Regions from separate parts of the Homo sapiens genome. Here region 2 is linked to region 1. A link is a loop called in an ENCODE intact Hi-C map of the cell type or tissue named here. Cell type or tissue: mammary epithelial cell. All regions are shown on one strand.

Region 1 (8,000 bases):
TTGTGTGCTTGAACCAAGAATTCTGTCTATTTTTTTAGGAGCTCTGATGTAAGTGGGTTGTCTGTCATGGAATGGTTTACAATGTGGAGTAGATCGGTAAACGAGACATTGAAACTGATAATGATGGCATATATAGGTTATCTAAAAATAGAATTGAAAGATCCTATCACTTGGACAAAAGCTAAAAATATTCTCATTATATTAATTAGGAATGTTAATATAATTATATCACAACCATTCTACTCTCTCCTATGAGTATGACTTTTTTATATTTCACATATAAGTGAGATTATGCAGTTTCTATTTTTCTGTGCCTGGCTTATTTCAACTAGCATAGTGTACTCCAGGTTTATCCATGTTGTCATAAATGGCATAATTTCCTTCTTTTTGAAGGCCAAAGAGTATTTCTTCTTTTCAGCACATGGAACATAACTCAAGGATGGACCATATGTTGGGCCATTAAACAAGTTTCAAAAATTTATAAATATTAAAGTCATATCAAGTATTTGTTTTACCACAATGGAATAAAACTAGGAATCAATAACAAGAGGAAACTCAGAAACTATACAAACACATGGAAATTAAACCATATGCTCTTGAACATCCACTGTATCATGAAGAAATTAAGAAGGAAATTTTAAAAATTCCCAAAACAAATGAAGTAGAAACACAACCTGCCAAAACCTATAGGATACAGTGAAAGCAGTACTAAAAGGGAAGTTTATAGCAATAAATAATCTATATCAAAAAGTTGAAAGACTTCAAATAAATAGCATAGTGATGCACTGGTAAGTAGGAGTTGGACAATGAGAAAATATGGGCACAGGGAGGGGAACATCACACACTGGGGTCTGTTGAGGGGTGAGGGGCAAGAGGAGGGATAGCATTAGGAGAAATACCTAATGTAGATGATGGGTTGATGGGTGCAGCAAACCACCATGGCACATGTATACCTATGTAACAAACCTGCACATTCTGCACATGTATCCCAGAACTTAAAGTATACATAAAAAAAGAAATAGAAAGCCAAGAGAAAACTAAACCAAAAATTAATTAAAAATGAAATGATAAAGATCAGAGCAGAAATAAAGACCAAAGTAAGACTAAATTAATAATACAAAAGATCAAAAAAAGGAAAGTTGGTTTTATGAAACTATAAACAAAATCAACAAACCTTTGGTCAGACTAATTTAAAAAAAAGAGAGACCTCCAAATCAATCCAAAATAGAAAATGAGACACTACAACTGATAATACAGAAATTTAAAGGATTATTAGAGACTGTCATGAACAACTGTATACCAACAAAAGACAAAACCTAAAGAAATGGATACATTCATAGACACATAGAACCTATCTAAGATTAAACCATGAAGAAATCCAAAACCTGAGTAGACCAATAACAGACAATGAGCTAGAAGCAGTAATAAAAAGGTTTTTTTTTTAATCAAAGAAAAGCCCAGAACCTGATGCCTTCACTTTTGAGTTCCACCACTTAAAAAATAACTAATACCTGTTCTACTTTTACTATTCCAAAAAATCAAGGGGGAAGGAATGCTTTCAAATTCATTATATGAGGTCAGTATTACTCTGATACAAAAACCAGAAAAAGACAACATAAAAAGAAAACAGCAGAGCAATATCTCTGATGAACGTAAATGCAAAAACCAAGAATAAAATAATAGCAATCAGAATTCCACATCACATTAAAATATAATTTAACATAATCAAGTAGGGATTCAAGGATGGTTCAACATAGGCAAAACAATAAATGTGGTACATCATAGCAACAGAATGAAGGACAAAACCATATAATAATTTCAATAAATGATGAAAAAGCATTTGACAACATGAAACATCTCTTCATAATAAAAACTTTCAACAAACTGAGTACAGAAGGAACATACTTCAACATGATAAAACTCATATAAGACAAACCTGTAGCTAGCACTATACTGAGTGGCAAAAACCTGAAAGCATTTCTTCTAATATCTGGAACAAGACAAGGATGCTCACATTCACCACTTTTATTCACCATACTATGGGGAGTCCTAACCAGAGCAAGCAGACTAGAGAAAGAAATAAATAACTTCCAAATTGGAAAGGAAAAAGTGAAATTATCCTTGTTTGCAGTTATGTCTACATTAAAGTAATATGGTTGCCAGAGGCCTATGCATCTATTTTTGTATCAAGTAAATATGTTCCCAGACTCACAGAGACTTGCAGAAAAGAGATTAAATTTACCATAGGATATCCTTAGTTATCTATCTTCATCTTCGATACTGCTTGATCCTTGCTGGCCCTGTCCACAATCAAATTTACTGGTCTACTTGTGAAATAAAGCAATATATAGGAACTTCAGCATTTTTACCACCGCACCGCATGCATGTAAGGCTGTCTAAAATACTTAAACATGTTGACTCATTTCCTTGAGACTAAAGTCTAGCCTAATATAGTTTTAAAAGTAAGATGAAAAGAAAAGAAGGCTTATTATTTTTGAAAGTTGTATAGATTTTTTTTAGAAGTCACATTTTTAAAAACGTAATTATGGTCTGGGAACCATAGATTTATTTAGAAGAAAGACTTATTTGATATTTGCTTTCCTAAGAAAAAGTGCATTTTCAAAACATCTTACAAAATGAAATTTTGAACTGCTAAATCTGAAACTCTGGGTCAAACATGTTGTCATTACTGTAAAAATTCCTGTGGTTCTCATGGTTAGCCTTTGGCATCCACAGTTTCAGAAACTCTGAAGTCCTTCTAATTTTGGAAAATATGGGTGGGATATTTTGGTCTAGTTGTACTAAGCAAGATTCTTGCCTTTATCAAAGCTTAAGCCTCAAAATATGTTTCCGCCATTTGAAAGAAGTGGCAGATAACAAGAACTTAGAATTAGTGTAATAAATAAATGATGTTAGATTTTTTATGCTATATAAGGGCAGGAACAGATTACTAATTAGCATTTTATCTACTTACACATTTAAATTGGGAATCCAAAAACCAGGAGCTAAACTTTTACACGTTGGGAAACGTATTCCTCAAGGAGTTGGGATCAAGAAACGTTTCTAGGGACAACTCATATTTAATTCAGAAACTAGCTTAAATGATTGTTTGGGGCAAATTCAATGATTATAGCCCACCCATTAATGTGATAAACTGGCATTATAGATTGCATTAAGACCTACTGGGATAAAGGCGAGGATATGCGGTGAATTGCAAAAAATGACGTCAAATTATTCTGATCCTTGTATAAAGGTCTTTTTGTAAAGTGACTTTGCTCCTCCTCCCATCAAGAGATAACGTTTATCTCTTTATCTCTTGAATCCCGGCTTGGCCACATAACTTGCTTTTAGCTAATGTGACAGGCGCAATGTGTTACTGGCAGAGATTTGAAAATGCTTGCACATTGCACCTTCCTCTCTTTCTGCTAGGCTGTTGGAGAATAAGAAGTCAAGTGAAGGAAAACTGAGATACACCAGCTGTCAGCCCACTGGCTGCTAACCTGGCAACTCCATACTATTCTGCCCCCTTGAGAAGGAATGGAAGTACTGCGCCCCTATAAGTACACTTCTGCTTTTAAAGTCTAACTGTAAATATTGTTGAATATTCTTAACCTTACATGTATTAAGAAGAAAATTAGAAGTTATATAAAGTGTACAGCACTATGTGTTTACATGAGAAAACTGGATTAGACTTGTTCACATACACAGAACAAGGTCAAGAAGTGCTTTACAAGGAGTGGCTGAGAAATAAGTGGATGTTTGCAAATGATAAGACTTCATTTGTCATGTGACTATTTTTATTTTTTTAAATAATTCATCCTTTTTTTTTTTTTGAGACACAGTCTTGGTCTGTCGCACAGGCTGGAGTGCAGTGGCGCGATCTCGGCTCACTACAACCTCTGCCTCACGGGTTCAAGTGATTCTCCTACCTCAGCCTCCAGAGTAGCTGGGACTACAGGCGCCCACCACCAAGCCCAGCTAATTTTTGTATTTTTTTTTTTTTTTTTTTTTTTTTTTTTTAGTAGAGATGAGGTTTCACCATATTCACCAGGCTGGTCTCAAACTCCTGACCTAGTGATCCCCTCACCTCAGCCTCTCAAAGTGCTGGGATTACAGGCGTGAGCCACTGTGTCCGGTGCATCATTCTTTTTTAAAGCATATTTAATTCCCAAGAATGTTATACAGTTCTATTTATATATTATTTGTATGTTCTGTAAAGTCAAGAGATGTTGGATATCCAAATGCTTTACTAGTCGACCAACACAAAAGAAGAAGGAAGTCTATTAATGTAGTAATCGACTGTCACTTTACAAGACTGTGTTTTTGGAGATACCAAAAGGGCTGTAATCCTTTACCTCATGTTTTCTTATAATATAACGGTATTTTGAGATAAAAGTACTCAATATAGAAAATACATGAGCAATGCAGTTCTCAAGGAAGTTTAAAAATAACAGAAAAGGGGCCGGGCGCGGTGGCTCACGCCTGTAATCCCAGCACTTTGGGAGGCCGAGGCGGGTGGATCATGAGGTCAGGAGATCGAGACCATCCTGGCTAACAAGGTGAAACCCCGTCTCTACTAAAAATACAAAAAATTAGCCGGGCGCGGTGGCGGGCGCCTGTAGTCCCAGCTACTCGGGAGGCTGAGGCAGGAGAATGGCGTGAACCTGGGAAGCGGAGCTTGCAGTGAGCCGAGATTGCGCCACTGCAGTCCACAGTCCGGCCTGGGCGACAGAGCGAGACTCCGTCTCAAAAAAAAAAAAAAAAAAAAAAAAAAAAAAAAAAAAAAATTAACAGAAAAGGAAAATGTGTCATATTTCAGGCTGTCAAGGTGTTTGGTCAGGTATAAAATGTTGATATAGATATGAACATTTTTGTAAATCCTGTGATTTTTTTCTTTGCATAGGTAATTTTATATTTTATTTACTAAAGATTAGTGGTAAAAGAAAATAATATTTTTAGATCAACAAGCATGGTTATAACTATACTTAACCTTTAAGGCTGTCAGTTTTTTTGTTTCTTAAGTATGAATTATACTATCTTAAAACAATATGGAAATATTCACTTTTGTGTAGTAACCTTAACCAAGGGCATACATTATGCACAATGAGCACTTGAGACATTTCACCTTATATCCAGGTGTCATCACAAAATTATCTGATTTACAGAGATCAAGAAAAACCTTGATTCTTCATTGATTTTCAGCAATGATAAAGAGTAATTACTACATTGACTTGTATATTTCTGAAAAAAGCAATTGGACAAAACACTGTCTACCTGAATCTCTAGTTATCATCTAAAAATGCTTGCATTATGGAGATAAGACTAGGAGAAGTGAACTTATACAATGTTAGTAATGATTAGGAGAAGAAGGATACTGTAGATGATTTGAATATCTTAATATAAAACACATAATAATTCGAGCACACTTTGACTAATTACTTTGCCCTTAGGTATTTCTGAAAAGTTTCTTTAGTAAGAAAATTAACAAAAATAAACATTAAAAGAGCAATACATAAACTATTTATGACAATGAGTTATTTAAACCATTTCAGCATTGTATTATTCTAAACATCATATACTTCAATTTTTGGTCTTTTTGTTATGTAAAAAAGTATCTTAAAATTATATCAGACTGTACTTTGTAAATATCAGGATTGTATACTAGAATTAAAATAGATTTTTGTATTATGCTCCACAAGACTCTTCTTATAATAAGATATTTTATTAAGCTAGACAGTAAATATATTAAATGAGGTCAAATTTGTTATTTCCGCTGCATTTTACTTATTTAAATATTTTAAGACATGCACTTTATGCATATGATAAGCCAGTCACTTCACCTCTACGGTACTCTTCCCCAAAACACATAGCCCAGTCTAATTATCAGCCAAACTCAAACTGAATGTTGTTTCACCAAATAACCTGACTGTACTCCTCAAACTGTCAAGGTCAAGAAGAACAAGGAAAGTCTGAAAAACTGTCACAGACCAGAGTAAACTAAGAAGATGTGACACTAAATGTCGTGTGGTATCCTGGGTTAGAGCTGGAAGAGAAAATGATACCAACAAAAAAAATCCAGCGATATCAAAAAAAAAAAGTATTCAGTTGGTTATTAACGTATCAGTGTTAGTTTTCAGCTGTGACAAATGTGCCATGGTGGCGCAATGATGGGGAAACTTGGTGAATGGTTTATGAAAACTTTGTGTATTATCTTTGAAACATTTGTATAAAGCTAAACTTCCAAATACAAAGTTTTAAAGAAAATTCTAGAGCTCTATTGTTTTTGATACACATATAACAATTTTTGGGCCGGGCATGGTGGCTCACGCCTGTAATCCCAGCACTTTGGGAGGCAGAGGCAGGTGGATCACAAGGTCAGGATTTCGAGACCCGCCTGGCCAATATGCTGAAACCCCGTCTCTGCTAAAAATAGAAAAATTAGCTGGGCATGGTGGCGCATGGCATAGTCCCAGCTACTCGGGAGGCTGAGGCAGGAGAATCGCTTGAACCCCGGAGGTGGAGTTTGCAGTGAGCCAAGATTGCACCACTGCACTTCCAGCCTGGTGACAGAATAAGACTCCATTTCCAAAAAAAAAAAAAAAAAAGAATTTTTGCTTAAATGTGCATTTAGATTTCCAATACGGAAATAAAGATATTTGTTGCAATGCAAACTAGAATGACAATAGAGAATCCTAAATTTGTTTATGAGGCAGGAAATGGCTACACTTTCATCTTGTGATTTTAAGTATATTTAGATTGTGTATCAAAAGCTACCAGTTGTGCTCAAATATCCATTCTGCCTTGAATGTAATGGTCCCCCTGGTATTAAGCTAGGAGCATGGCTTCCCAGGATGAGGAAGGTTGTCAGGTTACATTTTTCAGGTTACCTTGCAATAGAAATGGCCTGGGTTATGGGATATAGGTTGAATTAGTATATGTGACTTCCAGCATGTCCTTAAAATTAAAGGTAGACTCTCCATTGCCCCTTCCTCCTTCATGTAGGCTGGAATGTAGACATATTGGTTGGAGCTCATGAGGCTATATTGGACCATGATGTGGAAGCCATGTGTAAAAATGGCAGGCAAGAGGAATAACAAAGCAAATAAACAAGCAAAAGGACCTTGGCTTCCAGAGACCATCGAGAATAATTCCAGTCCTGAATTGCAAACCTACAGATTTCTTTTATGTAAGAGAAATAAATTCCTATCTTGTTTAAGCTATTATCATTTAGATTTTCTGTTTCTTATAGCAGAAACGAATCAAAAATACTATAATATAAAATGCACTTTATTTTCTTTACATATGAGATTTTTGGAATACCTAACATTTACAAATCTTAGCATTTCCTGGAAAATGAATACCTAACATTTACAAACACCTAACATTTACACATCAGCATTTCCTGGAAAACTTGTCATTTTAGAATACACTTTAGAAATATTCTACTCCAGAAAGTTAAAAAACAATTTTCCTTATTATATCCAACGTTTGATTTTATCAAAATCTTTCACAAATATTTTATTCTCATGCAAACTGGAAATGTACTTTGTTTTAGCTAATTACATTCTATGCTTTCTGTATCTCTCTTAACACACATACACTATCACACACCCATTACCCTCAAATGTGCAAAACATTTGTGCACATTACCCTCAAATGTGCAAAACATCTCATATAAGATAAAGTAATATTTTCTTGGATACAAAGTACAAATCAGAAAAGGCATAAGCACAGCGAATTTGGTCTGATGCTATTCAATTTCCATTCATCGTACCAGATATAGTCTTTATGTCAATATATTGGGCAGCTTCTTCTCTGCCCTAGACATGATTTTATATTAAAATCTCAGGCAGGTTTTCGATACACTTTTCAGAGGAAAATATTGTTCTTTTTATTTCAGACCTGAATCAAGTTATGGAAATCTTCTATGAACCCTGGCCAATTCATTTACACTTGGCCATTTTTCCCCACATTTTTCATTTCTATTATAACTTAGGCAA
Region 2 (8,000 bases), 270 kb before region 1:
GCAGGAACAATGGTAATTGTGGACACTTAACAAAGAGTGAGTACAGCTGAAGGAGCCGGGGAGCAGACAGTATATGCATCAGGTGTGAGTAAGAAAATAGATTTTGGAATTTATGAGAGCTGTAGAGAGTGAGTTGAGCATAGTTTGTGATTTTTAGGGCCTCTAAAAGTATTAAAGCAGTGGCAGCCGCTGCGGGCAGACATGAGGGCTAGGCTAAAACAGTAAGGTCAAGTTGTTTGGACAGAAAGGCTACAGGGTGTGGTCCTGGCTCTTGTGTAAGAATTCTGACAACACTAACCATGCCTAGGAAGGAAAGGAGTTGTTGTTTTGTAAGTGATTGAGGTTTGGGAGATTAACTGGACATGATCAGCAGGGACAGCACGTGTGTTTTTATGAGGTATGCCAAGATAGGTAACAGATGAAGATGAAATTTGGGCTTAACTGAAGTAATGGGAGCTATCTGTGAAGACTTGCGACAGTACAGCCCAGGTAATTTGCTGAGCCTAATGGGTGTCAGGGTCAGTCTAAGTGAAAGCAAAGAGAGGCTGGGACGAGGAGTGCAGGGGAATAGTGAAAAAAGCATCTTTAAGAACGAGAACAGAATAGTAAGTTGTGAAAGAAGGTATTGAGGACAAAAGAGTGTACGGGTTGGGCACCACAGGGTGGATAGGCAAAACAATTTGGTTGATAAAGTGCAGATCCTAAACTAATCTGTAAGACTTGTCCGGTTTTTGGACAGGTAAAATGGGGGAATTGTAAGGAGAGTTTGTAGGTTTTAGAAGCCCATGCTGTAGCAGGCGAGTGATAACAGGCATTAATCTTTTTAAAGCATGCTGTGGGATAGGATATTGGCATTGAGTGGGGTAAGGGTGATTAGGTTTTAATGGGATGGTAATGGGCTGTGATCGGTTGCCAGGGAAGGAGTAGAGATGTCCTATACTTGTGGGTTAAGGTTGGGGGATACGAGAGGAAGACACGAAGGAGGCTTTGGGTTGGGGAGAAGGGTGGCAATGAGATGCGGCTGTAGTCCAGGAATAGTCAGGGAAGCAGATAATTTTGTTAAAATATCTCAGCCTAATAAGGGAACTGGGCAGGTAGGGATAACTAAAAAAGAGTGCATAAGAGTGTTGTCCAAGTTGGCACCAGAGTGGGGGAGTTTTCAGGGGTTTAGAAGCCTGGCAGTCAATACCCACAACAGTTATGGAGGCAAGGGAAACAGGCCCTTGAAAAGAAGGTAATGTGGAGTGGGTAGCCTCCGTATTGACTAAGGGGACGGACTTACCTTCCACTGTGAGAGTTACCTGAAGCTCGGTGTCCGTGATGGTCTACGGAGCTTCCGAGGTGATCGGGCAGCGTCAGTCTTCAGCTGCTAAGCAGAGAAGGAGTCAGTCAGAGAGCCTTGGGCCAGAGTTCCAGGGGCTCTGGGAGTGGCTGCCAGGTGAGTTGAACAGTCTGATTTCCAGTGGGGTCCCGCACAGATGGGACACGGCTTAGGAGGAATCCTGGGCTGCAGGCATTCCTTGGCCTGGTGGTCAGATTTCTGGCACTTGTAGCAAGCTCCTGCAGGAGGAGGTTCTGGAGGAACACCTGGCCACTGCGGTTCAGGCGTTTGGAAGTTCTTGTGTGCTGGAGAAGTGGCTGGGGTTTGTCTCACAGTGGAGGCAAGGAATTGCAACTTTTTTCTATTATTGTACACCTTGAAGGAGAGGTTAATTAAATCCTGTTGTGGGGTTTGAGGGCCGGAATTTAATTTTTGGAGTTTTATTTAATGTCGGGAGCAGATTGGGTAATAAAATGTATTTTGAGAATAAGACGGCCTTTTGACCTTTTAGGGTCTAGGGCTGTAAAGTGTCTCAGGGTTGCTGCCAAACAAGTCATGAACTGGGCTGGATTTTTATATTTGATGAAAAAGAGCCTAAACGCTATCTGATTTGGGATAAAGAAAAAGGAGCATTAACCTTGACTATGCCTTTAGCTCCAGCCACCTTTTTAAGAGTAAATTGCTGGGCAGGTGGGGGAGGGCTAGTCACGGAATGAAACTGTAAGCCAGACCCGGTGTGAGGAGGGGAGGTAATAAAAGGATTATAGGGTGGAGGAGCAGAGGCTGAGGAAGAATTGGGAACTAGCTCGGCCTGGCGAGGAGCAGCCTGGGAGGAGGGGAGAGGTCAGATGGGTCTGTAGAAAAGGAAGATTAGAAAGACTCAGCGACACTTGGGGTTGGGACTGAGGGGACAGGCGGGAGGGAAAGAAGGAAGATTTGGGACGAGTTGCACTGGGCACAGAGACTAGGGAGGGACCGATATGTAAAAGAATGCCTGGACGTCAGGCACCTCAGACTGTTTGCCCATTTTATGACAAGAATTATTTAGATCTTGCAGGATGGAAAAATTGAAAGTGCCGTTTTCTGGCTATTTGGAACTACTGTCGAGTTTGTATTGGGGTCAAGTGGCATTGCAGAAGAAAATAAGGCACTTAGGTTTTAGGTCAGGTGTGAATTGAAGAGGTTTTAAGTTTTTGAGAACACAGGCCAAAGGAGAAGAAGGAGGAATGGAGGGTGGAAGTTTGCCTATAGTGAAGGAAGCAAGCCCAGAGAAAAGAGAGAGTAGAGACATGGAGGGAAGGGGTTCGGGGGTTCTTACCTTCTAGAAAAGCGGGAAAGGGGTTGGGGCATGGATATAAGGGATTGGGGCGCAGAGATAAGAGGTCGGGACGTGGAAACAAGGGATGGGGCGCAGAGATAAGAGGTCGGGGCATGGAAATAAGGGATCGGGGTGCAGAGATAAGAGGTTGGGGCACAGAAATAAGGGATTGGGGTGCAGAGATAAGAGGTCAGGGTGCAAAAATAAGCGATTGGGGCACAGAGATATAAGAGGTTGGGGCACGGAAATAAGGGATTGGGGCACAGAGAAACAAGGTTGGGGTACTTACCCCTCCTCTGGAAAAGCAGGACTTGCCGCTAAGAGTGAAGGAGAAGGGTTTGGGGGTTTCTTGCCCCCCGGAAAGGTAGAGAAGGGGTAGAGACATGGAGAGAAGGGGTTGGGGTACTTGCCCCTTCCCCAGAAAAGCGAGACTTGCCGCTAAGGGTGAAGGACAAAGGCAGGCGTCCCTGTGTGGTCTGACACCTCTGAAACATGGTTGAATAATCAGAGAGGCATCCCTGCAATAATTAAACACCAAGGGAAGGCTGCCTTCCCTAGTCCGTGACCGACACCGGAGTTTTGGGTCCACAGATAAAACGTGTCTCCTTTGTCTCTACCAGAAAATGAAAGGAATTGAAATTAAGAGAAGGGAGAGATTGAAGAGTGGAAAGGAGAAAGTGGTTGAGGGACAGTGAGAGAGGTTGGAGAAGAGAGTACGAAGAGGTCGCTTACCTGATTTAAAATTGGTGAGATGTTCCTTGGGCTGGTGGGTCTGAGGACCTGAGATCGTAGGTGGATCTTTTTCATGGAGCAAAGAGCAGGAGGACAGGGGATTGATCTCCCAAGGGAGGTCCCCCGATCTGAGTCACGGCACCGAATTTCATGCGCGTCCCTGTGAAGAGACAACCTAACAGGCTTTGTGTGAGCAATAAAGCTTTTAATCACCTGGGTGCAGGTGGGCTGAGTCCGAAAAGAGAGTCAGCGAAGGGAGATGGGGTTGGGCCATTTTATAGGATTTGGGTAGGTAAAGGAAAATTACAGTCAAAGGGGGGTTGTTCTCTGGCAGGCAGAGTGGGGGTCACAAGGTGCTCAGTAGGGGAGCTTTTGAGCCAGGATGAGGCAGGATAAGGAACTTCACAAGACAATGTCATCAGTTAAGGCAGGAACAGGCCATTTTCACTTCTTTTGTGGTGGAATGTCATCAGTTAAGGCAGGAACTGGCCATCTGGTTGTGTATGTGCAGGCCGCAGGGGATATGATGGCTTAGCTTGGGCTCAGAGGCCTGACAATTACCATATGTAAACATTGGTCTCAACACTAAGCATACAAGAATACACAGAAGGCAATTTATGATCTAGTTTGGGATCTAGGATATACACATCAGACATTGCCCATTGTAGGGAGCAACTGGCAAATGAATTATATAAATAATGAGGTTGGAAAAGGAAGATATCATTTTCAGTACCCATGGTGAAGAAAACTTTTATTTGTTAAAAACGATATCGTGCAGTAAATGTTTATTGAACACTATCCATAGCCAGGACAGGTTCTGACACTAGGAATACCAAAATCAAATAACACAATGTTATTAAGACCCAAAAACATTATAGAACTAAACAAATATAATGCAATGTGCTAAATGTTATCATTAAGGCATTAATATTGTACTTCGGGGGTTCAAAAGAGAGTTTCTACTCTTCCAGAGAAGTAAGGAATGGTGTTGAAGCACAGCTGTATTTTTGGTGGATTAGGAAGAAGTAGTAAGAGTACATCAGGCAAAATAGGCATAAAAAATAGGTTGTTCTCAGCAAAAGAAGGATTCATGTGCTTGGGTTTTCAGCAGGCTGAGTAGGGCGGGGCAAGGTGTTTTAAAATGCAAGTTTTATTATTATTATTCAGGTATGATGAAGCCAACAGATCAAGACATGGTTGTCACTGAAAAGTGAGTTTGTTACACAAGAGGAAGGAGCGCATCATGCCACACATTGCAACACAGGGAACCGCCAGCAGGGGTGAGGAGGCAGAAGGAGTTGGGGGTTGGGGGAATGTGAGCAACAGCCTTTATTTTTATTTTTTCTTTTGTGGGAAGGAATGAGCAAGGCAGATGCTATGGTTTGAATGTGTGAAAAAAGCATGTATTGGGAACTTAATTCCCAATCCAACAGTGTTGAGAGATGGAATCTAATGTGAGGTGTGTAGGTCATGAGGGCTCTACCCTCATGAACGGATTAATGACAATTTTAAAAGGGCTCGAGGCTACAGATTCAATCTCTTTCTTGCTCTCTGTTGCTCTTTCACCTTCCACCATAGGATAATGCACTGCAAAGGCCTTTGCTGGATGCTGGTGCCATGCTATTGGATATCCCAGCCTCCAGAACTGTGAGCCAAATAATGTTTGTTTGTTTTCTTTTAAGTTATCTAGTCTCAGGCATTCTGTTGTAGCAGCACAAAACAGACAAAGACGACAGGATAAGCAGGCTAAGTAGGTTTAGAAACGGTTAGTGTAAATAATTTCTGTGAGCTCTGAGATTTAGGGACTGACTCTAGTTGTCTGATGCCTGGTTCTGGGATGATTCGGTCAGGGAGATAGTGACCCAGGAGTTTAAGAACTTGGCCTCACCTCAGATGGAGGAGGGGAAGTAGTAGTAGCAGCGTGCTGAATCTAGCCAAGGAGCTGGGGGAATTGCTGGATTGCCCTAGAAACGCCGCCAATTCTTTTCTTTTGCATGATGATACATGTTTCCTGGAACTCGTTAATCCCTGCCTGTTCTTCCTCACCCTGATACTACATGTTCTGTTAACTAAGGCAGGAAGTGGGAGGGCCAACTTGTCTCCTATGGTTTGCTCTGATATGTCTCCTCATCCCTTAATCTCCTTAAAAAGACACTCATGTACTTAAGATAAAATATATAGGTTAAATATCCTGTGTGATTCCAGCTCCATATGGAAAGTGCAAAACTTGTATTGCTTTCTCCTTTAATATACAAATGCCACCCAAGTAGTTACTGAATTTCAGGGAAGGGGCTTGGAGATCTGTTTATTTTGGAGCTAACAAATAGTAAAAGAGCACTTTCAGGAATTTTTCCTTAAGGGCAAATTTACTTCAGGTTTAATAAAACATATTAATTGGACATCAAGCAAAAAGATGAAGTGTGTACATTTCCGTCAAATACTCATGGACCCCTTGTTACATTGTGAGCTTTGACACGTGCTTTTCTTAAAAGCGTCTTTCAGCCCAGGGTCTTTAATCACTTCACAGTTATTGTGACCTTGCAGGTGTACTTATTATCTCTCTTTTGCATCTAGAAAACCTGAGACCCAAGGGTTTCTTCCCTGGAGCTGCGCTAATTTTTCATCTATAAAAATAACTAGTATTTACTGATACTTTACATTCTTTCTGTTTAAAGAAACCACGAATTATAGGGGTTTGTCTATCACTTTTAAATCCAAAATTTACGGTTCTTATTTTCAATTTTCAGGTAGTATCATCATTATGAGGTGATTGTTAAAAATGTGTATGAAAAGGGCTTCTAAATTTTAAAAAAGTATGTGTTTATTCCTACTGAATGTACCATATTTTTAAATGCATTTTATATCCCAATATATTGGAGGACAATTGATTTCAATACCAAACAAATACGTTTTATTAATTATTATAGCACATTTACCATGTTTATTTAAATATTCCCTCCTCACCTATTTTGAGAATATACATCCAAAATATTTTTTATGTTTTCCTGTATATATTTCCGACCCACCCAAGCTCTGAGGGAGCATCTGCAGCTGTTGGAAGAAGATGTTAAGGATGGACCACAGAATGAGGACATTTTAATGGAATTTAATAGCTGAATAGCAGGCACATTCTTAGGCGAACGTTTTTCCTAATGCCTCGGCATCCAGCTGCTTTCCTTAGCCTTCAGTTGGTGAATATGAAAGTGAGTGCTACTGCTAACATCTTACTTAGATTCTTCTCCCCATCTCCCTTTGTTTCTTCCCTCTCAAATGTCTTGAACTGTGATCAGATGCTATATTCGGTGTGTTGCAAACTAAGTGCCACTCAGCTAATTCACTCAAAGGCTGCCACAGTGTCCCCTGTGCTGGTGGACACTAATCCCATAAAGTGGGTCTGTGGCACTTGTATCTCCTTGTGAAACTAACCTGAGACTAAAAAATAAAGTTAAATTCTAAATGTTAATATATAATGGGAATATAAAAACAGTAAAGGAATTATAAAATTCACTACGGTCTATAATAATTGCATGATTTTTCTAGATAAAAGCAATTACCAATATTGAGTCAAGAGAGGCAGCATTATTTTAGATGATATGGCCATCTACTTAAAAACTTAGAAGAATCTACTGAAAAACCATTGAAATTAATAAGAGGGCTCAGTAATACAAGATCAACATTAAAAAATGACTTTCCTGTACCTGTAATGACCAAATAAGCAGCATGGAGACAGTTTTTATTCATATAGAAAATTAGCTTGCAATGTCACTTTTACACACATGCACAAAAATTCTAAGTTGACTACATAGTCAAATAACATATAAAATAATAAAAATAATCAGAAGAAAACATAGAGAAATACTTTATTAAAATTACAGTAAGAATGTTTTCTAGCATATTTATAACCAGGAAAAGAGCATGGTGAGATAATGACAATTACTCTAATATTTGCTTGAGGAAGATTTTAGTTTTTCCATATCTTCTTCTGCTGCAGCTTCAAGTTCGACCCTTGAAAGGTGAGTCAAAAAGAAAAACAAGAAAAGATCAACCTAAGGCTCAGCTTCAGAAAGCAAGTGGTATATAGAATATTATCTTTCACTATTTATCTTACATGCAAGCACAGAAACATTTTGCCAACAGTAAGATATAAGTGGTAGGTTCTATCAAGAGAAAGTTCCATTTGTGTATTTTCTTGGCAGAAATTTATATACCAGTGGATACCAGAGGAGTAAATCTATTTTTAAAGTTCTAGTTTGCTTTTTGACAACTTCAAATAAAATTTCATCAACACAGGTTTGACCACATGAAATTCCAGTCTGAAAATGACCATTAAGATTACAGTCGTTTATCCTTCTTAGGTAACTAATACCTGCTGTTTTTGACCAAAAGTGGGAACAAAAGATGAGCTTCCATATCCCTTGTATAATTTTGGAGCTCTTTATTTGTTTCTTTTGCCATGAGGAATTATTGGTCACTAGTCATCCCAAATACAACCTTCTACTTCAAATATAACCTCAAACTATGATAAAATACTTTTACCTCAAGGTGGAGCTGTTATATTTTCAGAAGAGAAAAAGACTCAACACCTTGGTCTTGTTCTAGAATTTTGTTACAATCCTGAGGAAATGTTAT

Evidence for each region. A loop is a pair of places that touch in the nucleus more often than their neighbours do. Peaks named below come from ENCODE experiments on the same cell type or tissue, not always from the same donor. Only the 100,000 strongest peaks of a DNase experiment are listed, where the experiment ranks them.
Region 2: it touches region 1 in a loop (8-fold over the local background); 3 of 110 quality-filtered maps call a loop at or near these places.

What each region holds. Positions count from the first base shown.
Region 1 is chr4:156,374,772-156,382,771 of GRCh38, forward strand. No RefSeq gene overlaps it. Among named protein-coding and RNA genes, the nearest start is that of LINC02272, 260 kb to the right of the region's middle. In mammary epithelial cell, a CTCF peak has its summit at 3,524; a DNase peak (open chromatin) is centred at 3,520.
Region 2 is chr4:156,105,378-156,113,377 of GRCh38, forward strand. It overlaps LOC102724785 (a long non-coding RNA gene), which reads right to left. Exons shown (of 5, transcript XR_939394.2): 5 at 7,214-7,376. Among named protein-coding and RNA genes, the nearest start is that of CTSO, 160 kb to the left of the region's middle. RefSeq lists enhancers at 1,024-1,525, 6,262-6,870. In mammary epithelial cell, CTCF peaks have their summits at 4,652 and 7,932 (motif pointing right); DNase peaks (open chromatin) are centred at 4,634 and 5,384; H3K27ac peaks cover 1,777 bases.